3 separate regions of the Homo sapiens genome follow, and all the other regions are linked to region 1. Evidence: chromatin loops called from intact Hi-C (ENCODE). Cell type or tissue: ascending aorta. All regions are shown on one strand.

Region 1 (8,000 bases):
ACTTTGCTTTCATGTTTTAAAGAATGAAATTGAAGAGGTTGGTGGGATGGAAGCTCAACTTCAAATACTTACCAAGTTTATTTATTTTTATTTCATTTTATTTATTTATTTATTTAGTTTTTGAGATAGCGTCTCGTTCTGTTGCCCAGGCTGGAGTGCAGTGGCATGGTCTTGGCTCACTGCAACCTCTGCCTTCCAGGTTCAAGCAATTCTCCTGCCTCAGCCTCCTGAGTAGCTGGGATTATAAAGAATGCACCACCACACCCAGCCTAGCTAATTTTTGTATTTTTAGTAGAGACGGGGTTTCACCATGTTGGCCAGGCTGGTCTCAAACTCCTGACCTCAAATGATCCACCTGCCTCGGCCTCCCAAAGTGCTGGGATTAGAGGCATGAGCCACCGTGCCTGTCTCATTTATTTATTTTTTTTGAGATGGAGTTTCACTCTTGTCGCCCAGGCTGGAGTACAGTGGTGCAATCTTGGCTCATTGCAACCTCCACCTCCTGGGTTCAAGTGATTCTCCTGCCTCAGCCTCCCGAGTAGCTGGGATTACAGGCATGTGCCACCACACCCAGCTAGTTTTGTATTTTTAGTAGAGACGGGGTTTCACCATGTTGGTCAGGGTGGTCTCTCACTCCTGACCTCAAGTGATTCACCTGCCTTGGCCTCCCAAAGTGCTGAGATTACAGGCACTTTGAGCCTGTAATCAGCCACCACACCCAGCCTCATTTTATTTTTTTGAGACAAAGTCTCTATCGCTCAGGCTGGAGTACAGTGGCGTGATCATGGCTCACTACAGCCACAAACTCCTGAGCTCAAGCATCCTCCCACTGCAATGCCTGTAGCTGGGATTACAGGCACACACCACATGCCTGGCTATTTAAAAAAACTTTTTTATAGAGACGAGTGCTCACTCTGTTGCCCAGGCTGGTCTTGAGCTCCCGGCCTCAAGCATTCCTCCTGCCTCAGTCTCCTAAAGTGCCGGGCATGAGCCAAACATGCGTGCTGGTTTATTTCTTATCAGCAGTTTTGTTTGCCAAATCATCCTACTGCTCATTTACTTATTGAAATATTTCCCTTTTGCAAGTCGTTACACAAAACATTTTAGAGATGGCTTTAAAGAACAAAATCTCTGTCAATCATAAGTGATTAATATATAATTTTCAAAAAAGGATAAAATCATGACTCATATAGATACAAAAATGAACATGTTAAGGATTTTATTTAATCACTGATTATTAATTATAGATGAGGACATTTGGCAGATGTTATAACAGGTTCAAAGGAGAAATCAAAACAGAACAAATTTCTGTGAAGTAAAGTACTGTTGAAATTAATATGCAAATTCAGGAAAACTAACTTATTCCACGGTCGGGGAGGGAAGTTAGTTGAACCTCTACTGGCCAGGACAAAATTAACATGCCTATAGACAACAGTTATTTTGCACTGCTATTAGTTACCTACGATTTACAGAGTTGTAATTTCCCTGAGAATCAGAATCTAATTACCTGTAGAGGTCTCCTCTAGAGTCTCAACAGTGCATGGTTTTCCAATGAAGCACATTTTTTTCCTATGTATAACCAGCCTGTCCTGTCTCCAGAATCCACACACAGACACACACACAGACACACACACACAGACACACACACACACACACACACACACACACACTCCCTTCGGACAACTTGCTGATCGTAAAGCTATAGAAATTCTCTGTGCTTTTTTCTTGATCTTTAGTTCATCATCAACCAAGGTGGATCTCAAGAGTGGCCTCGAAGAATGTGCTGTGGCATTGAACTTATTTCTAAGCAACAAATTTACAGACGCCTTAGAATTGCTTCGCCCCTGGTAATTTACTTTGTCTCTTTTAGATAAAATATCTTTCAGATGTTTCTGATGATTCTTTGATGTCATGCTTGTAAATTAATTTAGCTGTTCCCATCTGAATATTGATAAGCTAATTTAGTTCAGACCTCTTTACTTTGGTCACTTTTAAAATTCAATTTAGAAATCTGAGTTTTCAAATATAATTAATAGAAAATTTCTGATTGTTTTGCATATTTTAATCTCTCTTGTTCAGATATTGTCATCTTATAAGTAGTTTTATAAGGCTTCAATTTTGCTTTCTTCAGTGAAATGTTTTTATGTTTGTTCCTTTTAAATATTATTGAGAAAATTTTCCTTTGAAATGGGGAGGGGAAAAACCAGAATATGCTGATCTCAATGCTATTAAGAAATTTAAGATAAGAAGACTATTATTGGGGTTCTCTATTTGTTCGAAAAACAAGCAATTTAATTTCAATTAATAGTACCTGTTAAGTTTTCAGATGTGGCAATAAAACCTGTGCTTGCCTGTTTACTCGGCCTTTGTCTTGACAAGAATAATCGTACATTGTGCCCTCAAACACTTGCTTAGATGAAGCTTAGACCTCATATGATAATTTCCAAGATTACTTGGGCATAAAAGTCGGCAATCTCGTTCCTTACTTTGAGTGGTTACCAGGGTGACTGGACTCTGGTCATGTGAATCTTAGAGATTGATTGACCTGCTGAGGAGCTGCTATGGTAATTGTGTTAAGATTTAGAATAGCTGTAATCAAGATGGGTCAGCTATTGTTTCACAGGTTAAGAACAAATGATGAAATCGATAATGAAGCCCTGTAGTCTAAGGAAATTTTCCAGTGTTGTCTTCAATATTTGCCTCACAATCTCCACCTTGCCTGTCCTCTGCTTTTTTCCTTCTGTCCTCCTCTGTCCCTCAGACTTCTTTGTCTCCTGTCTCTACCTCCTTTTGTCTGCTTGTCTTTCCCTCTCTCAGTCTCTCCTTCTCTTTTCTCAGCCTACTTGCCTGTCTTCTTTGGGTTTTTAAATGCTTTTATTGATGAGCCATAGTTGTACCTATTTTTGGAGTACATGTGATAATTCCTTACCTGTATACAGTGTTCAGTGATCGATCAGGTTAACTGGGTTATCCATCACCTCAAACATTTATCTGTTCTTAGTGTCAGGAACATTTATAATTATTCTCTTCTAGCTATTTTGAAATAATGATAAATTATTGTTAATTATAATTTCTCTATTATTAAATACTAGAAGTTATTGCTTCCATTTAACTGTATTTTTGTATCCATTATCTCCTTTGATTTTTATTCAAACGAGTCTTTCTCTGCCACTGACACACAGCTGGTCATAACATGGAATGAAAATAGGTGATTTAGTGTTGTGTTCAGTCAGGTTAGTCTCCGATTTTTGTACATGTTTCAGTGTTTAAATGGCTCACGCCTGTAATCCCAGCACTTTGGGAGGCCGAGGCAGATGGATCACCTGAGGTCGGGAGTTCGAGACCAGCCTGACCAACAGGGAGAAACCCTGTCTCTACTAAAAATACAAAAAATTAGCCAGGCATGGTGGTGCATGCCTGTAATCCCAGCTACTCGGGAAGCCGAGGCAGGAGAATCACTTGAACCCGGGAGGCGGAGGTTGTGGTGAGCCGAGATTGTGCCATTGTACTTCAGCCTGGGCAACAAGAGCGAAGCTCTGTCTCAAAAAAAATTAAATAAATAAAAATACTTTTCCCTCACTTGAATCATTTTTTTTTTTTTTTTTGCTTCTTGAAAGAGCTTTCAGTTAAAAATGTGAGGTTTGAAACCACAATTAATGATTAACTTTGGGCTGCTCTGATTCCTTGTGGTTCTTTTGAACAGATAGTGCCCTCAATGTTCAGGACAAGCTGCAAATTACCAAAGGATGTTTAGACTATTTCCATGGAGGCAAAGAATAATGTGGCTTGCATTTGTTTTGCATGGCAGCAGGCTGTTATGCATTAATATTTAAATTAAAAACAAAACCATGCATTACCATTTTAAACCTTATAAATAATTAATACAGCTTAAGAAGTTTTGAGAAAATAAATGATGTTCTCATAGCCCGAGAATCTGGATGTCTGCCATCTATTAGGACTAGTTCTAGTTAACATCCTTAAGAATCCTGAAGCAGTTCTCACTGTAACTTGATGATTTGAAATATCAAGAACTTTAATCAGGAACTTCAGATAATGGGATTAGACTAGATACAAGGTCTGACAACTACTTTGGTCATGGCTCTTGTGACCAGCCTAACTTATTCCAAAATCTTGTTTGCTCTTGGCCTTTGGCTGGCGAGGAGAGGGATTATTTTATATAAGCCTTTATTTTTGAAAAAATATATCAGAATCTCTCTGTCAAAAAATACATTTCCAGCGGCCTTTATTTTAGCACTTATTTCAGAGCCAAAGGCCGTGTGCTGCCCCTTTTTCAACAGAAAACAGTTTGCTTGCAATCTGCCTGCAGGCTGCCCTCTTGTGTTGAAATAGGGAAATGCATATTGTCCCCTTCAACCTGGAACATTTTGTTCTGCCTGTGTGGGTTTACATTGGAAAGTCCTTGGTACTTGAGTTTTTAAGAGGTTACTTTTCACCACCCATATAATTTCAGTGATTATGGTGAAGGAATAAAGGTTACTGTGCAAGTCAGGACATGCATTTACTAGGATTTCTTATGATCAGTATTTCCATTGAATTAAAATGTCTGAATTCCCTGTGTTCTTCCCAGGGCTAAGGAGAGTATGTACCATGCCTTGGGCTACAGTACCATTGTGGTGTTGCAGGCTGTCCTGACCTTCGAGCAACAGGACATCCAGAACGGCATTTCTGCCATGAAGGACGCTTTACAAACCTGCCAAAAGTATGACGAGTCATTAAATACTTAAGATGTGACTGCAAACTTTTATGCCTGTGTGACAAAAATAATGTCATTTGCCTGACCAAAAGCTCTGTGTTTGAAATTGGCCACAGTTACAGAAAAGAAATTCAGCCTCGAAGCTGAAGGATTCCCATTTGGCATCTACATATTCCACTTTTCTTTTTGATAGCCTGGGGTCTGAGCTACAGAGATCTGGGGGGGATTTCGGGGGGATTTCAGTGGGATTAGCAGCAAGCATCTCTCAATGTAGATGACATTAGGTACTGCATGCCAAACCAAGCCACACAAGGAACATTCTTGTTTTAAGTGGGAGATGCAAATTCATGAGGGAATGTTTTATTTGTTTAAGAAGGACCTGTTTTTGAACACTTTTGTTTGGTGAAAATGAGATAGATTTTTAGTTTTATTTTAAGCTTTACTTTGTGTGTATAGGAAGACCCTATCAAAATTTTTTTCAAGGGGTAAGTTATTTTGATATCTTTTAAAAAATGATAGGTGTTTCACAGTATGGAAGATGCTTGGTTTGTGGACATTTAGGAATATTCAAGAATCCAGGAATGGCTGGCTGCAGCACCCTGATCAGATGGATGGGAGGAAATGACCCCTGTTGCTGTCAATTGCTTGATGTGCCCCCCATAGGACTAGGGCAGAAGGTTCATGATCAGAAGGTTAACATGGGTGAAATTACATCCTGATGTAATTGTGTTGTAAGCTCCTCAAATGAAGAGAGCTTCCAAATATTGCACTTTAACTTCATTTTTAACCTGTGGAGAATTTTACCACAAATACTGATTTTAGTTATAGGGATAAGGGAAGGTACTTTGGAGGTTAGTTTTCATTGGTGTGTGTGGGTTTCCCCACGTGGTGTTCAGTAGCACAGACTGAGTTCCCACAAATGGCTAGCCAGTGCTGCATGTAGAGTGTTGGAAAAGGATGATCTGTGTCCTATAGACTTCAGGGTTTAGAGTTTCAGCTTTTTGACTCTTTGGTGTGATAGTGACTGAAATGAACGTCAAATGAAAATGAGCTCAGCCTGATTTTTTTTTTCTATTTTCTATCTCCCTTTTTATTTATTCAATGTAGATACAGGAAAAAATACACAGTTGTAGAATCTTTCTCAAGTCTTCTTTCTAGAGGATCCCTGGAGCAACTGAGTGAAGGTAAAAGTCATTTAAAAGATCACTTTTTTCCTTGATTTTAATAGTTAAATGATCATCTCATAAAATTCCATCCTGAAGTATATAAAGTAAATGGAATGTCTTTTTCTCTTCCCTATCATACTCACCCTCTGGAAGAAATCATTGTTAATAGTTCATTTTGAAGCCTTTTCTGTGTACATACTCAAATACATAAATAAGGTACACATAAGGTTTTTGTTGTTGCTCATGGATTGTTCATTTTTTTTTTGCAAGCATAGAATCACATAATAGGTGTTGTCCTACAATGTGAATTTGACATTGACACTTCCCCAGATCGTTACATGTGAGTGTTTAACAGCTGTGTGGTATTCCATAGGATTGATATACTGTACTTTACTTGGCTTTTCTCTATGGTTTTTATTTTTTCACTGATATGAATAATGGTGTCCTAGAATCCTTATACATATGGATTCATGCATTTTAAAAAGTTATTTCATAAGATAGATTCCTAAAAGTGGAAGAACCAGGACTGACAGTTTGAAAACTTACAATATTTATAGGTATTCCCAGTTTTTTTCTACATATAGGTCAGTTTATATTCTTAGCATTCATCTTTGAGAGTTTCAGTTTTCCACAAGCTATTAAACATTTTTTTCAAAGTGAAAGTAATTTTGATATCTTTTAAAAATGATAATGTTTCACAGTATGGAAGATGCTTGGTTTGTGGACATTTAGGAATATTCAAGAATCCAGGAATGGCTGGCTGCGGCACCCTGATCAGATAGATGGGAGGAAATGACCCCTGTTGCTGTCAATTGCTTGACGTGCCCCCTGGGACTAGGGCAGAAGGTTCATGATCAGTTCTGTCTTTTCAGTGTTACACTCTAGTCCACAATAGTTTACAAGAAAGGAGCATCTAAATATTCCTGTAGAAGGAAAAAAAAAAGTCCTTCAAATGTCACTATTGTAGAATAAAGCTTTTGCCATCCCAGGAGAATCTGTGCCTGTATTGCCATTGTCAAACATGTTCTCTGAAGAGGTAACACAAAATACTAGAATATACCATACTAGAGAACACAAAATACAAAGCTACTAGAAGTAGCTTTGGCTGATTAGAGCAAGAGCAATTCTGGATATTGCTGTCAGAGTAGTTTCTAATGGTCAAGTGTATGTCAGACATATTTTTGAGTGTGTTTTATTAGGAAGTTTTGTTTATTTTGTTAGATGAGTATTATCAACTTGTTATGGACGTTGGAGAACTTGGGAACATTTGCATGATGTGAAGCTAGAGTATTGATTATAGGAGAGGAATTATGAGACATTTCACATCTTTGGGACTTATTTCAAAGGGGCATGATGTTGACCCCAAAACCATGGTCAAACAGAATGGCATTTCATTGGTCATTCTAGGCAGCTGAAACCCATCATCTTTTTCTCCAGAAACTGACCTCCAACTATTTGTAAGAATGTATTTATCCTCTTGACTTCGGATAGAATGTGTCTGCATATTTTCCATCTTTGAGCTGCTTATGTAAATTAGTCCCGTTAGACCTAAAGTTCACTAAAATGGGTTAATGAGAAATCAAATAGGCCCAAAAGAAATTGAACCTTTTTGTTGTATTCTCCTTTCTGTTACTCTCTCTATGGTTTCCCTCTAGTGGCCCATTGACCTCTGCCTCCCTTTTTCCTTTTAGTATGAAGGCTGATATTTGAGATTTTTTTTAGCTGCATTTTGGCATGAATGACATGGTATTTTTTGTATGAGTATAAATAATAATAATAATTTGGCCGGGTGTGGTGGCTCACACCTGTAATCCCAGCACTTTGGGAGGCCGAGGCGGGTGGATCACAAGGTCAGGAGTTACAGACGAGCCTGGCCAACATGGTGAAACCCCGTCTCTACTAAAAATATAAAAATTAGCCAGGCATGGTGGCGCACACCTATAGTCCCAGCTTCTCAGGAGGCTGAGGCGGGAGCTTGAACCCAGGAGGTGGAGGTTGCAGTGAGCCGAGATCGCGCCACTGCACTTCTGCCTGGGTGACAGAGTAATACTCTGTCTCAAAAATAATAATAATAATTTGAAAAATAAGATGATAATGCTCCTTTTTTTTTTTTTTTTTTT
Region 2 (8,000 bases), 52 kb after region 1:
AGCAGTCACAGTTTTGCAGAGCAAAACATTTTTAGAAACTGAATATGTGTGAGTTCTATATAAAATGAATGTGTTAGTAACATCCATCTGCTGATCAAGGAGGCATTGGATCTGGTACTAGAAGGTGAAATTGATTGTAGCTATCAAAGCATTTTATCAATGTAAGTCAAGAAAAAAGAAGAAAACTGTGAACCTCTGATATTTTTAACATAAAAACTGTTCCCAATGAGTGTTCTCTTGCTGATTTTGTGTTAATGTTATTGTCTATGATTTTTAAGCTAATGCTAATATAAAATCTAAAATTTCAACATGATGACAACAATTCCTGTAGCCTGTTTTTACCATTAGGATGTTTTTGAAAACAGATGTCATCTTAGAAATTATATTTTTAAGTGCAAATAAATCATCCTGACTTGAAAGTCAACACATTTTATTTTTCATTCCGTAGTATCACAGAATATGCTGCATTTAGATACAGGTTTAATTTGCCAGATTTTCTCAAAATTCTGTATTTTTATATTGCTACAACTGGTTTACTTAACATGCAATTGAATTGTTATTTAAATAAATTACATTTGATGGAATTGGAGTCTTATTCTGGTTGGTCTACATGTGGAAGCAGTACACGACATCTGTTTTGCTGGTCTTTAGTTGTCAATGTGATATAAACTTGAATTTTTGTTTCTTGGTAAGACTTTTTTTAAAAATCATAACATACAGTTATGAAGGCCCTTCTCGGTACCAAGTTCTTGCCCAAGTCCTGGGCATGAAGAGATAAATGGGATGGTACAGTTGTCTCAAGGAAGGATTGCCTTTTATATCATCTTTTTGTAATTTATTTAATAGCTCAAAGATTAGCTGCTGACATGTTCAGTTTAAGGAGGAATCTTCAGCATTCAGGGTATAGCACAGTGGAAGAAGTAATAGGCTCTGGGAATCAGGAGATCTATATTTGAGGCTGGCTTTGGCTAGACTGTGGCCTGTGCTCCCCCTCCCTAGCCATTAACTTCTCTGAACTTTGCCTAACACAGCTGTAAAATGGGGACCATTCCACTACTTTATTCACCTCTAAGGAGGATCAGAGAAGGGGGTATGCAAAACCACAAAGGGCTAATCCAAGATTAAATTCTTCCCCTCCTCCCCTATGTGAGATAAGGCAAACAGATGTCCATCACAAACCAGTTGTTTCTGTCAGAGGGTGGGTTTTCATGATGTGATTCAGTAATCGCGGTTCTTTCAGTCTTGTGGCTCTGCTGTCTTCACACATCTGCTAAGGTCACTGTGGTCTTTTGCATCAAGCTATTGAAGGGGACAAAGCATGGAGGGGTGTGTGAGGAAGGTGGTACATATCTGTTTAAGTTCCGTTAGCTAGAACTCAGTCACTGCTTTGCCTCATGACAAAAGAGGCAGAGGAATATAGTCTAGCCATGGGCTCAGGAAAAAGAGGCAATGGGTATGGTGAACAGTTAGCTTGTCTCTGCCACATTCCCACTTGGGCTGGGTCCACTGTGATTCTCCCAATGTGTCCCATGCCTTCCTGCTTGTCTTTCCTTTGTTCTTTGGCATGAGAAGCTTGATAGATTTATGAATGCATCAGTTACAACTCAGTGTAATCAACTTGAGCTTGTTTAAAAACAAAAACTTGAACAGCTATCTAGTAAATGGATAAAGGGTGCCTGTGGAATTCAGGGGCAAGAATGTGGGAGATACTCAGGAAGTATTTAAATTCAGAATAGAAAAGCTTTAGAGACTTGGAGAATATTTCTTCTGTCTCTCCTGTGCTTCCTGAAGAGACTTGATGGGAGGAATATGTCCACAACAGCAAAGGCTTATTTTCCTCTCATGCTCCATCTCTATTTCAGGCCAGGGAGGGATCAGCTCCATATTATCCTCACACAGGGCCCTGGATTGCCAGAGACTCCACTATCTAGAATGAGAAGAGGAAGGAGGCATGGTGTATATAAAATGGTCTTGTTGTAGGACTTTCTCCTTAGTTCTGTTAAAAGCCGGGTTCTTGTTACACTACCTTGAAAGATTAGGCTCACAGACACTTTGAAGGGTGAGAACGGCAGGGTTTATTAGGTGAAAAGGAAAAAAAAAAAAAAAAAAAAAGAGGAAACAGGGATGCTTGGCAAAGCAAGAGTCCTGCTAGCAGGCTTCCCGCCTCACAGATTGAATCCCATGTACCACCTCGGAACAGGAGAGGCCAGGCTCTTCCCCACTGCAAATAGCGTGAACTTCCCGAGGCTCCACCCCAGTGTATGCTCCACCCCATTGTATACTCTTCCCAGTGCCCAGGCTGGTTGGAGGTTCTCCAGTGACCCCTTTTAACTGGCTGTCTTAGTCTTACAGCTTCCACCTGGAAGTGACATATATTTCATGTCCAAAGCAAATGACACAGCTTTACCTAACTTCAACTGAGCAGGAAAGTACAATGCTAATGTGTCTGGAAGAAGCACCAGAAGTAGATGGTGAGTAGCACAAATGACTATCTTTCTGGTTGCCAGATATCTGATTCACTCTTTTTCCTACACACAAAATACGCTCACTTCTCCACCAAGGGATGTAACAACAAAAATCCCTTCTGGGGCCAGGCGAAGTGGCTCATGCCTGTAATCCCAGTGCTTTGGGAGGTTGAGGTGGGCAGATTGCCTGAGGTCAGCAGTTCGAGACCAGCCTGGCCAACAAGGTGAAACCCTGTCTCTACTAAAAATACAAAAATTAGCTGGGCATGGTTTCAGGTGCCCGTAATCCTAGCTACTGGGGAAGCTGAGGCAGGAGAATTGCTTGAACCCAGGAGGTGGAGGTTGCAGTGAGCTGAGATCGTGCCATTGCACTCCAGCCTGGGCAACACAGTGAGACTCCATCTTGGGGAAAAAAAATCCCTTCTGGTTGTAACATCTCTGTGGCATGCCCTCTTGTCTTATTTTGAATCCAAATGTGGCTCCAATTGATCTGGACACCGTGGGCTTAACAGTTATTTGCCCTCAACACACAATGTATGTACTGGTTTCTGTGGTTTGAATGTGCCCAGTAAAACTCATTGAAATTTAATTGCCATAGTGATGGTATTAAGAGGTAGGACTGTGAAGAGGGCCCATCCTCATGAATGGATTAATGTTATCTTGGGAGAGGGTTTGATATTGCAGGAGTGGGTTTTTGTGAAAGCAAGTCTGGCCCTCTCTTGCTCTCTTTCCTTCTTGCTTTCTTGCACTCTCTTGCCCTTTTGCCTTCCACTTTGGGATGACACAGCATGAAGGCTCTTACCAGATGCGAGCCCCTTGACCTTGGACTTCCCAGCCTCCAGGACTAAGGAAGAAATTTGTTTATAAATTACAAGTCTGTGGCATACCATTATAGCAACACAGAATGAACTAAGACACTGATTGAACAGAAGTGGGATAACCACAGTGAACACTCCCATTTAGAAGATGAAAAGTGAAGCATGGGAAACCACAGTGAGCACTGGTCTGTAATGATTCTGAAATCTCATGTTTTGAGCTTCCATATCTTGAGAATAGAGAATGTTCTTTGATTGGGCCTTGAGCCCATTTCCTGGAGTAGTGCTCTTGTTCATTAGTCTCTGTGGCATCTGGGTTCACCTTCTGAGAGATTTTTTTTATTTTCTGTGATTTTTCTTTGCCATATCTGAAGAGACTGTCAAAGAAATTGCCCTCCCCAGGAGCAGAACAACTTTCTCAACCTTTCCTGCCTCACACTGGGGCCAAAGGATCATTTTAAGTTTCAAAAAGTCAGCCTTTTTCAGTGCAGGTGGTTCTTCAGTAGTACAATTTTCTAAAAAATTTATTCTATTTGATACAGCATCATATGCCAAATAACCACACCACAGTGTGTCTAAGACATTACTCATTCCTGTTGCCTTAATTAATGAAACTTAATATTAACTTGAGCCAATACCATCTCTGGACTGATTTCTGTATTAATTAGAATGGGCTAGCATATGCAACAGTAACAAACAGCCCCACATGTCTCAGCGGCTTAAAATAACAGTTTTTTTCTTGCTCACACTACATGTGCATTTTTGGTCAGTAGAGAACCTTGTTCTGCACTGTGGAGGCCATTGGACCCTCACCATCTAGGATTATACTCATTGCCATGGCAAAGAGAAGTTTGGCAAATTGCATACTGGCTTTAAAAAAAAAAGAATGCCTTTATTGAGGTATAATTTAAATACCATTAAATTTACTCCTTTTAAAAACAGGTCTACATTTAGTAAATGTGTACTTTTGTGCAGCCATCACCATAATCCAGTTTTAGAACGCACCTATCACCTCAAAAAGTTCCCTCTTGTCCCTTTGCTGTCAATCCCTAAACTCAACCTCTTAGGCCCAGGAAAACACTGACCTATTTACAGCTGTAATTTTGCCTTTAATACAAAATTTACTTTGTATTAAAATACAAGATAATGAGTGGTATCTCATTGTGGTTTTTGATATGTATTTTTCTTTTTTCTTTCTTTCTTTCTTTTTTTTTTTTTTGAGATGGAGTCTCGCTCTGTCACCCAGGCTGGAGTGCAGTGGTGTGATCTTGGCTCACTGCAACCTCTGCCTCCCGGGTTCAAGTGATTCTCCTGCCTCAGCCTCCCAAGTAGCTGGGATTACAGGCATGCGCCACCATGCCCAGCTAATTTTTGTATTTTTAGTAGAGATAGGGTTTCATCATGTTGGCCAGGCTGGCATCAAACTCCTGACCTCAGGTGATTCACCCATCTTGGCCTCCCAAAGTGCTGGGATTACAGGCATGAGCCATCACGCCAGCCTGATTTGTATTTTTCTAATGACTAATGATATTGAGCATTTTTCACGTACTTTTTGACCATTTATGTATTTGCTTTGGAGAGAAAAAGCTATTCAAAGCTTTCGCCCATTTTAAAATTTGGTTTTCTTACTACATCTTTATCAGATACGTGATTTGCAAATATTTTGTTCTGTGATTTGTCTTTTCATTTTTTTGATAGTGTCCTTTGACATAAAAGTTTTTAATTTTTGTGAGGTCCAATTTATCTGTTTTGTTTTTGTTTTTGTTTTTGTTTTTTTGGTTGCTTGTGATTTTAGTATCATATCTAAAAGTCCATTGCCTAATCCAAGGTCATACAGATTTATACCTATGTTTTCTTCTAAGAGTTGTATAGTTTAACTCTTAAATTTGGATCTTTGATCCAGTTTGAAGTAATTTGAGTATATGATGTGAGGTAGAGGTTCAACTTCATTCTTTTGCATGTGGATATCCTGTTGTCCCATCACCATTTATTGAAAATCACATTGACTTTTAAAGCTTCCATCCAGAATTTTCACATGGATCACTTCCATCCATATTTCATTGGTCTAAGCAAGTCATGTGGCTATGCCCAGATTCAAGGAGACAGGTAGGTACAATTCTACCCATCTATCCATGGTTCTGAGTTCACATATTAGAATTCTGTGACCCTCTTTCTCAGTACAGGTTACAAGTCCTCATAGGGGGAGTTTTTATTGGCCTAGCTTGGGAGAGGTGTGGTGACCCTCCCTTCAAACAATTGTAACTAAGAGAACAGGGTCATTTGGAACAAACATGGCTGCTGGAAGTTCACCCTATGGACTGGTGAGTGGGATAGTTAAGGGTAAGTGGTCATTATAACCCAGGTAAGTTACCCCCAAAATATCATCTATCATTTGGAATCTAACTCTGGTTTAGGTTACTTGAAAAGTGATCCACAACTATATGTTCCCTGATGACACTTTTGTTTGCAAATGTTGATTGAGTTCCTACTATTTCCTGTCAGACGGCTCCAGGCACTTGGAAAATACTGGTGAATAAACAGATTGTGTCCTTCTTGGAGCTTATATTCTAATGGGATGGGTCAGGCATTACACAATAAATGGGATAAGTAAATTATATAATGCAGGGGTTGGCAATTTAAGGCCCTCAGGCAGACTGCCTATTTTATAAGTAGTGTTCTAGAACACAGCCATGCCCATTCATTTGCATATTATCTACAGCTGCTTTCAAAATACACCAGCAGAGTTGGATAGTTGCAACAGATATCTAAGGCAAACAAACTTAAAATATTTACTATCTGACTTGTTAAAAAAACATTCACTGACCCCTAAATAATCTGTAGAAGGTGATAGGTGCATTTGGAAAGAGAAAAGGTATCCAAGTAAGGGGACCTGGGGATGCTGAGGTGGGGAAGGATGTCAGTTGTAGTTTTAAAAAAGATGGTTACAGCTGGCTTCATCAAGAAGGTCAAGTTAGAGCAAAGACTTGACAGAGGGGAGGGAGCTAAATTGATATCTGGGGGAAGAGCATTTCAGGAAGAAAACAAAAGCCCATACAAAGGCTTTAAGAAAGGGTGTGCCAAATGTGTTCTGAGGACATCAAGGAGACCATGTGGCTGGCCTGAGGCACTGAGGGGACAGTAGCAGGAGACGAGTCACATAGGTGGTTAAGTACTGACGAAAGTCAGATTTTACTCTTCTTGCAAGCTAACAAGGTTAGCCTGCACAGTTTTGTGGATTCTGGCAGAAGACATGAGAATCCTGGGTCAGAGAAAAAAATGCTTTATTACTCATGGCACAACAAGCGTCATGAACACTGGCACATTTGTGTCAATTCCCCTTGCCTGCCAAGTCCCACAAGGGTGATGTGGAGGGGCTCAGGTGGCTGCTGCACCCTCAATGGGTTTGTGTCACAGCAGAGGAGCCTCTCAGGGAACCTGAATCTTTTTTTTTTTTTTTTTTTTTGAGATGGGGTTTTGCTCTTTCTCCCAGGCTGGAATGCAGTGGTGCAATCTGGGCTCACTGCAACCTCTGCCTTCCGGTTTTGAGTGATTTGCCTGCCAAGGCCTCCCGAGTAGCCGGGGTTATAGGTGCCTGCCACCACACCTGGCTAATTTTTGTATTTTTAGTAGACACAGGGTTTCACCATGTTGGCCAGGCTGGTCTCGAACTCCTGACCTTGTGATCCGTCCGCCTCGGCTTCCCAAAGTGCTGGGATTACAGGCATGAGCCATCACGCCTGGCCAAACCTGAATCTTTTATAACAGACTGCAAGCAAACTTTCTTGCCCTTTCCTCGGAAGATAGACATTCTCTTTGCCTCACACTGAACAGTAAGCAAACCTGCCTTCTTCTCTGGGGGGAGACACTATATCTTACAAAGCTGCTCATTCCAAACAGTTTTGAAAAGCTAGTCTGGAACAAAGCCAGTCAGTACCTTTTCTTTGAGGTATGCAGAAAAGCAAGAGACCTATAATATTGTCTCTGAATGGCAGGTTTATAAGTAATCTTCAGAATGTAATGGGGCCATTTAAAAAACTTTGACTTTTACCCTGACTGAAATGAGCAACCATTGCAGTTTTCAGCAAAGGAGTGGCATGGGCTAACAAGTTTTGAAAAGACTGGATATTGAGGGTAGAGTGAGGTGGATGAGGTAGAAGCAGGAGACGAGGCCATCACAGTGACCCAGACCATAGTATGATGTCTGGGGTTTGGGCCTGAATGACCAGAAGGGTGGAGTTGCATCAGCTGAGATGGGCAAAGTGGCAGACTGAGCAGGTTTTGGAGGAATGCTCAGAAGGCATTATGGACATAATGAGTTTAAGATCCTTATTAAGGATCTTATAAGACATCTTGATGTTGAGAGGGCAATTAGATAAATGACACTGGAATTTGGAAAAGAGGCTTGGGTTGAGATAAAAAGTTGTGAGTCTTTGGTATGCAGATGGCATTGAAAGCCATGTGACTGAAGACTTATGAGAAAACCTCAGGAAATGCCTCCAATATTTCATCAGTAATTATGATTTTGGGTGAAATACATGTTCTGTTCACCCTCAAAGCTGAATTAAGCCTGCTAAGATTCAGATTGGATAAAATGTAATATAGATGAAAAATACTAAGCACAAACTTAAAAATGAGGTCTTCTGATAAAACAATTAGGGCCTTTGTCTGGCTTTTTGTAGACTTCCATATAGCTAAAAAAGGCAAAGTGTCATTTGAGCTT
Region 3 (8,000 bases), 97 kb after region 1:
GTTGAAAAAGGTTTAAAGATTTTATATATATGTAAATATATATATCAAATATTTATGGATGAAATGATACAATATCTGGAATTTGCTGGAGGGAAAGGAGGTATGCATTGGCTGTGGGTTCATGAACATTGTAGCTGGGTCTTGAGTGCTTCATATGGGTTGATAGTATTCTTTTCTGTATAGTCAAACATTTCTATAACAATTTTTTTTGAAAATTGAAGTGTACCTATAATCGGGTTGCAGTCTTTTTAGACAGGCTTGGCAGAGTTAGGAGGCTGACGACGGTCAGAGAAACCAGACTGCAGGGAGGAGCCACCTGTTTTGACTACAGAGGCTGTCAGGGATCTTACTTTTGGAGACGCCATCCCATATCATTCCAACAAATGCAAATGCACCCACGTTATGGTGATGAATGTCCTTAAGGAAATAGTATTTGAGTTGATGTAATGTTACATTTGATAATCATTTTAGATAAATATTTATTCATTTCAATTATGTATTTTTTTAAAAAAATTTTGGAATAAATACTTTTTATAGTAGGTCTCACCATTTTCATATGCTGTTGACTGAATAGCTGGAAGGCCACAGGCACTGTGTCTAGAGCAGCTAGTGGATAAAACAACCCTGAGGCAGGACCCTTCGAGAGTTTCCTGTTGGGGAAAGAAGCGGAGTGGGTACCACCCCCATTCAGACTCAGCAGGAGGGCTTGAGGATTCTGGCACTTGCTCCCACTCTAACTCTGCTTTTCTGGATACCCATGGGCACCCAGTGGGGAAGGAGAGAAATGGCTGCTGTGTGTGTTACCTGAAAATCCCATTTCAGCTATCTGATGATTTAGCCTGCTCCCACCCTCAGCTGCAGTCCATTTCCTGAGTTCTGTGGTGGATAGAGCGCGTACCTTTCCTTTCTAATTTCTCATGGGACAGTCCAGCTGTTGACGCACAGCCAGAAAAGAGAGCCTGTGCCTGGGCGACTCCGCAGGGATCTGGGCCTGGGCAGAGCTGCTGCTCCCAATGCTATGGTACAGCTGTAGAGGCAGTGGTGTTATGGGGCAAAGAGTGGGCTCAGAGTTCCCAAGGAAAATGAGGAGTGGTAGGCAGAACTGACTCGTGAGCACCTGAGAAACACTTTCTGGAGAACCTCAGAAGAAACTCAGGGCAATTTTGGAAAGGATTGGGTTCCTGTGTCAGTAATATGAGTAGGTCTGTTGCTCTCACACTGAGATTTAATGTTGGTGAGACCTCATATGTATCTGGAGATTGGTGAGGTTGGGGCATATTCAGGTTTTCTCACTGACCTGTTTTCCTGCCTTCTTTCCTTCTAGCACTCAGCGCTCATTCATTCTTCAAGAATGCTTCAAAGTAGACATTAGATTCATAGATATATAGTTTTTGTGCCTTACTTTTAAGTTCTTCCTGGATCTCTAGGGGGACTGTGTATATAAGACTGTGCATTGGGAGCACTGACAAAGGGGCTCCTAACACTGCCTGGGGAGGGGACCTGGGGCCAAGGAAAGCTTCAGAGAGGAGGTTTGAGTTGAGTCTTAAAGGAAGGATAGAAGTTCAGCAAGTTCATGGGAGGTGCAGCATACCCTGGGTGCGTAGTTTTGTCTTAACAGCAACTGGAGCAATGAGCATTTGTTGAAAGTTTAGCAGGTGCTTGGCATTTTCCTAAACAATTTACAGGCATTCTCAATTTGATCTATCAGAATCCATAGACTAGAAGGTGCTTTGCAAGTAAATGTTGAGTGGAACTAGATTTTGGCATTTGCCCTGATTTTATTTTTTTGACCCTTTGCATGGCTTAACTGAGGCATTACTTTTCTGTCACCTGTCTATACAATGGCATTTTATACCTCTTGGCCCTGACATGCTTACACATCTGTGTTTTATCAATTATCACCTAGCCCACTTTTTTTTTTGGCAATTAACCACACTGTCTGCATACCTCTTAGATAATGGAATTTTTCAAGTACGTGTGTTTTTCCTCCAATAAGACTGTAAGCTCCTTTCTTCTTTTTTTTTCTTTTTTCTTTCTTTTTTAGGATTTCTTACCATTTTGTAAAATTTTATCTGAAAACTATGGAGCAAAAGAGTGTGATTTTCTGAGGCACAGAACAAAAACTTCACGTCTTACGCGGCAGCCATGTGGTATACATCAAGTGCCCAGTTTACAAACTCTAATATAGAATATATTTGAAAAGACTCCCAGCTAATCCACACTGAGAATATCTGTGCACTTTTGGGGGGATTTTGGCTGGGCGTTTCTTTTCCGGAACAGGTGGTGAAGCTAAATTTGTTTGGTGTGCCTGACATACTTGGAGCCTTACATTAAGACTTCAGTGGCTGTAGTAAACGATTCCTCCCTTCTTTGTTTACAGGGAATTGGGACTCTCTCTGGGGTGTCGGATTTCGGTTTCTGCCACTGGGCAGGCTGGAAACCATTTCTGGACTACATTCTTCCACAGTCACAAAAAGCTGGGGCTGTTTTGGCTTGGAATCCTTGTTGCTTGGCTGTGAGATGTGGCCCCTAGCTCTGCATTTGGGTCAGAATGGATTTTAGTAATGTCTTCAGAAATGAAAGAAACAGGCACAGTTTCTTCACAATCCTCCTGTTTGCATTAAAGTGCTTTCTCACAGTGTTTGTGTCACAAGGTGGCAGGGAGGAGGTGGTGAGGGCATCGGCAGGGGTGGGGTGTAGATAGAAAAACGCGTAAAGAGTGCTTACTTGCTGGATTTGAAAATCTTTCAGGTCTAAAACCAGATGATTTAGGTTTTGTTTGTCCATTTCAACTAAATCAAATGAATGTTCCCAGAGCGGCTTTGGGATGGAAACGGAGGCTTTCCTGCTGAGGGGGAAATGCCTGCTTAGGTTCTCGGAGTGGGCTAGCCTGTAGGACCAGACCTGATTCATTCACAGTGTAGATCTCCAAGTGACTGCTCTCCAATTTCAGGCTCTAGGGTGCTACTGGGAGCTGGGCTTTAGAAACGCCTTAGGTGAGTGGGGTGAGAGGTGACCACAACCAAAGAACCTTGGTGCTACCACAGTGGACTTCAACTGGGAAGTGTCCCTGATATGGTGTTATCACCGTGGGTGGTTTACAATTGTTGCTTCCCACAGTAAACCTGAATCCAGCCCTTATCTGCCACTGTCAGAATTGTACTTGGGTAGTTCAGTTTTGCGGCATGCTCCTCCATTCTTCCGAATGTTTATTAGTGTTTTTATTCACAATTGGGACACGTGAACTTTTAGTGTAAGTGGCACAGGCTTGTTTCAGACCTCAAAGAGCTAAAATTATTTTGCATTTAGCACTTTCTCTGGGTGTCAGCTTGACCTCCTTTTGTTATACTTTAACCTTTTGGTTTTTGCAGGCAGTACTGTATAGTCAGTAAGAGACTGGGCTTTGGATTTACACAGATTTGAGTTCAAATAACAGGCTCTGTTATTTATCAGTGTTGCGACCTGGATAATGAATTAGTTACGATGCAGATTCAGCTGTTGTAGCAAAGGCCAAAGTAAAGTGGCTCCAATAGGATAGAGGTTTGTATCACCCTATACACATTAGGGTTTATGTGACAACCTCACAGTATCTAGTTTCTCATTGCTCTTCCACCTTCAACCCACAGCATCTGTTTTGTGGTCCAAAGCAGAGCTCCAGCTCCCATCACCAAATCTGCATCTCAGCCACTGGGAAGGAAAGAAGAGAAGTGGAGAGCATGTCTCTTTATGGGACAAGTCAATGGGTCACTTTCAGTCACAGCCCATTGCCTAAGACTTAACTCTATGGCTGTTATGAACTGAATGTTTGTGTCCACCATCCAAATTTATATGCTGAAGCCTTAACCCCTAAAGTGATGGCATTAGGAGGTGGAACCTTGGGAGGTTCTTAGGTTTACATGAGGTCATTAGAGTGGGGTCCTTATTGATGGGATTAGCTCCTTTCTAGGAAGAAACCAGAGAGTTTGCTGTCTCTCCATCTCTCTCTGCCTTGTGAGAGGACACAGCAAGAAGACTGCCATTTGCAAGCCAGGAAGAGAGCCCTCACCAGGAACCAAACTGGCCAACACGTTGATCTTGGACTTACCAGCTTCCAGAACTGTGAGAGATAAATTTCTGTTGCTTAAGCCACTCAGTCTACGGTATTTTGTTATGGCAGCTCAAGCTGCCATAGTAGACAATGCCATTGTAGACAATGGTCCTACAAAGGCGTTGAGAAATGTTGTCTTTAGTCTGGTGGTTATGTGCCCAGCTAAAACTCAGAGGTTTATTATTAAAATAAGAAGAGGATAATAGATTTTAGGAGACAACTGCCTTCTTGCACAGATGAATTATTTACATCTTCTGTGTCTCATCTCCTCCATCTGGAAAATGAGATAATTCTTGTAAGACTTTTAATATGGTACTTAGGACATAACTATTCAAATAACTATGAGTAAAGTAGTAGGTTTACTTGGATGCTTGTCTTTTGTTAGGGTAGTTTTTATTAAACAATTGTTTTTAGCTAGTATATTTGTTTTATAGCTCTATCCCCAGGAGATGATTGACTGTATCACAAGGGCAAAGTGATCTGCATTTTGCGTCAACCTAGAGTTTTCTCTGCTGGCATGAAGAGCTGGACTTGGAGGGTTTGTGAGGGTATTGGAGACCTTGCACGCTGTGAGTCTTTGCTATTTCCCCCTTCATCTTATCAAGAATTGCCTCATTTGTAGCCTTTATCAGAAATGCCATGATTCGGGACTCGAGTTTCTGGAAATTAGTAGAGGTGTTGATTGCTTGTGAATCTCAGGGTCAGAAAATGGTTGCTAGAGCTTCTAAGAAGGAAAAAGGCAGCTTCTTCAACCTTGTGAAAACTATTGTGGCCTTCAGCAACCTGTGATGAAAACTCACATTTGGAATTTGAAAAAGCTGAAGTCATATTTCTGAGTTGCTCTGATTTCTAGAGAAAATCAGTTGAATCCGAGGACTAAATGTGAAATCTATTCCTCCTTCCTAAGTGTTTTCATCCACTTAAGTTGATTATAATATTGCCGTCTATTTTCATTGTACAAGTTCTACATTTAACAATTAAAGATTTATTCACATTGAACTTCCTTGAGACACAGGTCAGTCTGCAACACTAGTGTAGGTTTACCAACTGTTGCCTGGAGCTGTAGTCTAAGAAAACAAGGGCCCACTGGTGGGACCTTATGGGTTCAAGGCAGCCTCTGTAGACTTGCATGTGTAGGAAAGAAAAGGTGAAAGCCAAGGAAGGTCTCCCCAACCTCTGATAGGTATGGAAGCAGCTGGCCTATAAGGCTGCCACAGGACTAGTGGTCAATTATGATCTTGCTCAAATGAGTTGTTTTCCAAACCATCTATTGTGAAATAATTTGGTTATTCTTGTAACCTGTGAATGGTCCTACAAAGGAGTTGGGAAATGTTGTCTTTAGTCCTTAAAAATTCCTTAAAAATTGAACATTTCTTAAACATTGAAATAGAAAAGGAAACAGTAGATTATTTCACAGGTAGCATAGAGAAGAATAAACTGTTTATTTTAATTATAGATCTCTATAGATGTATGTGTGTGCTGAGTCATGTAAATGTTCTTATTCTGGGTCAGGGCCAAAAATTTGAAAGATCTTGATCTAGTATAAGGTTTGCCAGTGTTGTCACTGCCAAGATGGTTTTCTGTGGTTTGTTTTTATTTTTCCCTGATCTTAACAAAACTATGGTGACTAGAAGATAGGCATCTGTCTATTGAAATCTATATCTCACCCTTTCCCAAGATTGGCTGACATATTCCTAAAGGCTAGATAGCATAATCAATTCCACTCCACAAATAATTGTTGAACATGAACTGTGTACAAGATACTGTTCTAGGTGGTGTGGGAGGTACATAATATCCCTTGCTGCTTTCCAGAGGCTCGTAAACCAGTGATGGTGGCAACAGATAAAGGAATACACAACCAATTCAACCACAAGACTGACCGTAATAGAGATTATATAATAACTAACTTTGACTGAATTATCATAAATTAATATTCAAATTTTAACCAAGAAGTAGACAAAATAACCTTATTGTCAAGATATCAATTATTTTGTGTGAAGTACACTTTTCCATTTTAGGAGTTAAGAAATTTGGTGCTGGCGAAGGTTTGGTAAGATGAGTATTCATGCATTGCTGATAAAAATGTAAGTGGGTATCATCTTATGTCTTTTTGGAAAGCAATTGGTTGGCATTAATTGGCTTAAAATATAGTCTTTGTAATAATTCCACTTCTAGGAATCTATCTTAAAAAAGCAAAGATTTGGAGCAAGATTAATGAGCAAAGATGTTTACTGCAGCTTTATTTTTTAAAGTAAAAAGTTAAAAATCACTAATGATTCCTACAAGAAATCTATATAAGAGGATATTACACATTGCTAAAAATCACATTTTCAAAAACTATGACAGTAGAAAGTGTTTACTTTTAAACAGTAAATCTTAGTAGGGTCAAACATTGAACAGATAGTACGATCATAATTCTGAAAAAAGAAAACCCAACATATTTGTGCATAGGAATAAACTAGAAGGAAACCCATTAATATTATGTGTTTAATCTCTGAGTTGTAGAATTTGGGTGATTTTTGTTATCTTCTTCAGAAGTTTAATGTAGTTTATTAATCTTCTACAATACAAAATTTTCTGTTTTATAAACAGAAATAACAAATACTATTTTATAAAACCTGTACAAATTACATTAATTCCAGCATGCTAAATTGAACACATTATTTTTAGTAGAGCCTTTCAAGGATTATAATTATGTCCTTTTGGATTTACTGGGTAGTCGTAATATTTACCTCTTTCCTTCACTTTGCCAGTGGGAGAGATGTTTGCTATGGCAACAGAAATGACTAGAACAGTCATTTATTTCCTTTTCTAAATTTAATTTTTAGGAAGAATTAGAATGTGAAATGTTTTCCAAGTAGTTGACCCCATCTGCATCTTCATTTACATTTCCTAGAGTCCATTGGACCTAGCCTTGCTAGGCCAGGGCTAACTCCTTCACACTCTGTCGTGGAATAAAAATGAACACTTCGACTAAACTATGGATGTATTTAATTAACTCATCCATATTATCCTTAGTTACTCTCTATGCAGGGCAATTCTGACCCAAGAGAGACTAAATTTCCTTTGAAAGAGTAATTTATTTTTTGGGAAATAACTGTGACTGTTTATTGAGTGCTTTAGTATCATGCCTAAAGTTTAGTGTAATTTCCTTCTATTATCTCATTTAATTCTCACAATAACCCCATTATATGGTTCCTATTATTATCTCTGTTTTGTATACAAAGTACCTCATATATAAAGAGGTTAGGTGACCTGTCCAGTGTCATATCAATCATAAATGCCAGATGTGAGCTGTAAGGCCATGGGAGACATAGACCAAGTTCTTAAACTCTAAGCTACTTAGCATTCCTGTGTGTTCCCTCTTATGCCCACTGAGACCCACTGTGACATTTGAGTACAGGCTAGGTAATCATTTTTAAGAATTCCAGTGTCAGAGGAGACTTTCTATCATGAGACTGTTGCTATAATGACTAAATTATTCTGAATTGATAAGGAATGCCAGATGCCTGCAGGTTCATTCTATTAAAATTTGCTTTGCATATTTCTGCCCTAAACTCAGTGAAACTCATGTTTTAATCTCCTTGCAATTCCAGGGGAAATAAAAAGCAAAATCATTTTATTGCCAGTAAAAATCTTCTAGGTTTAGTCAGAGCAAATTATAATTTCTGGTGCTTCTTGACTCATTAGTTCTTCCAGATGGTGCATGTAAACATGGCAGGAGCTGCAAAGAGTGTGAAGGCCGAAATGTAAATCAAGCAATAAGTATTCATTATAATTTGTGTGACAAATGGAAAGCCTATAAAGCGAAGCAGTGCATTGCTCGATCAATTTCATCCCATTACTCTTGGGATCCCCCAGAGACTATTTTCGGAAACAGACTCCCCAATTTTGTCAAGGTCAATTGTCATTA

Evidence for each region. Peaks named below come from ENCODE experiments on the same cell type or tissue, not always from the same donor. Only the 100,000 strongest peaks of a DNase experiment are listed, where the experiment ranks them.
Region 2: it touches region 1 in a loop (5-fold over the local background); 4 of 110 quality-filtered maps call a loop at or near these places.
Region 3: it touches region 1 in a loop (1.9-fold over the local background); 2 of 110 quality-filtered maps call a loop at or near these places.

The regions. Positions count from the first base shown.
Region 1 is chr9:15,207,986-15,215,985 of GRCh38, reverse strand. It overlaps TTC39B (tetratricopeptide repeat domain 39B), which reads left to right. Exons shown (of 20, transcript NM_152574.3): 4 at 1,737-1,847; 5 at 4,589-4,720; 6 at 5,822-5,898. Among named protein-coding and RNA genes, the nearest start is that of TTC39B, 95 kb to the left of the region's middle. In ascending aorta, a CTCF peak has its summit at 4,324 (motif pointing left); DNase peaks (open chromatin) are centred at 4,325 and 4,695; H3K4me3 peaks cover 1,089 bases; H3K27ac peaks cover 6,348 bases.
Region 2 is chr9:15,156,206-15,164,205 of GRCh38, reverse strand. It overlaps TTC39B (tetratricopeptide repeat domain 39B), which reads left to right. Exons shown (of 20, transcript NM_152574.3): 20 at 1-584. It overlaps LOC124902123 (a long non-coding RNA gene), which reads right to left. Exons shown (of 3, transcript XR_007061423.1): 3 at 1,213-1,299. Among named protein-coding and RNA genes, the nearest start is that of TTC39B, 150 kb to the left of the region's middle. In ascending aorta, no CTCF peak of the experiment used is centred here; DNase peaks (open chromatin) are centred at 4,735 and 6,625; H3K27ac peaks cover 4,903 bases.
Region 3 is chr9:15,110,849-15,118,848 of GRCh38, reverse strand. No RefSeq gene overlaps it. Among named protein-coding and RNA genes, the nearest start is that of TTC39B, 190 kb to the left of the region's middle. In ascending aorta, no CTCF peak of the experiment used is centred here; no DNase peak of the experiment used is centred here; H3K4me3 peaks cover 545 bases.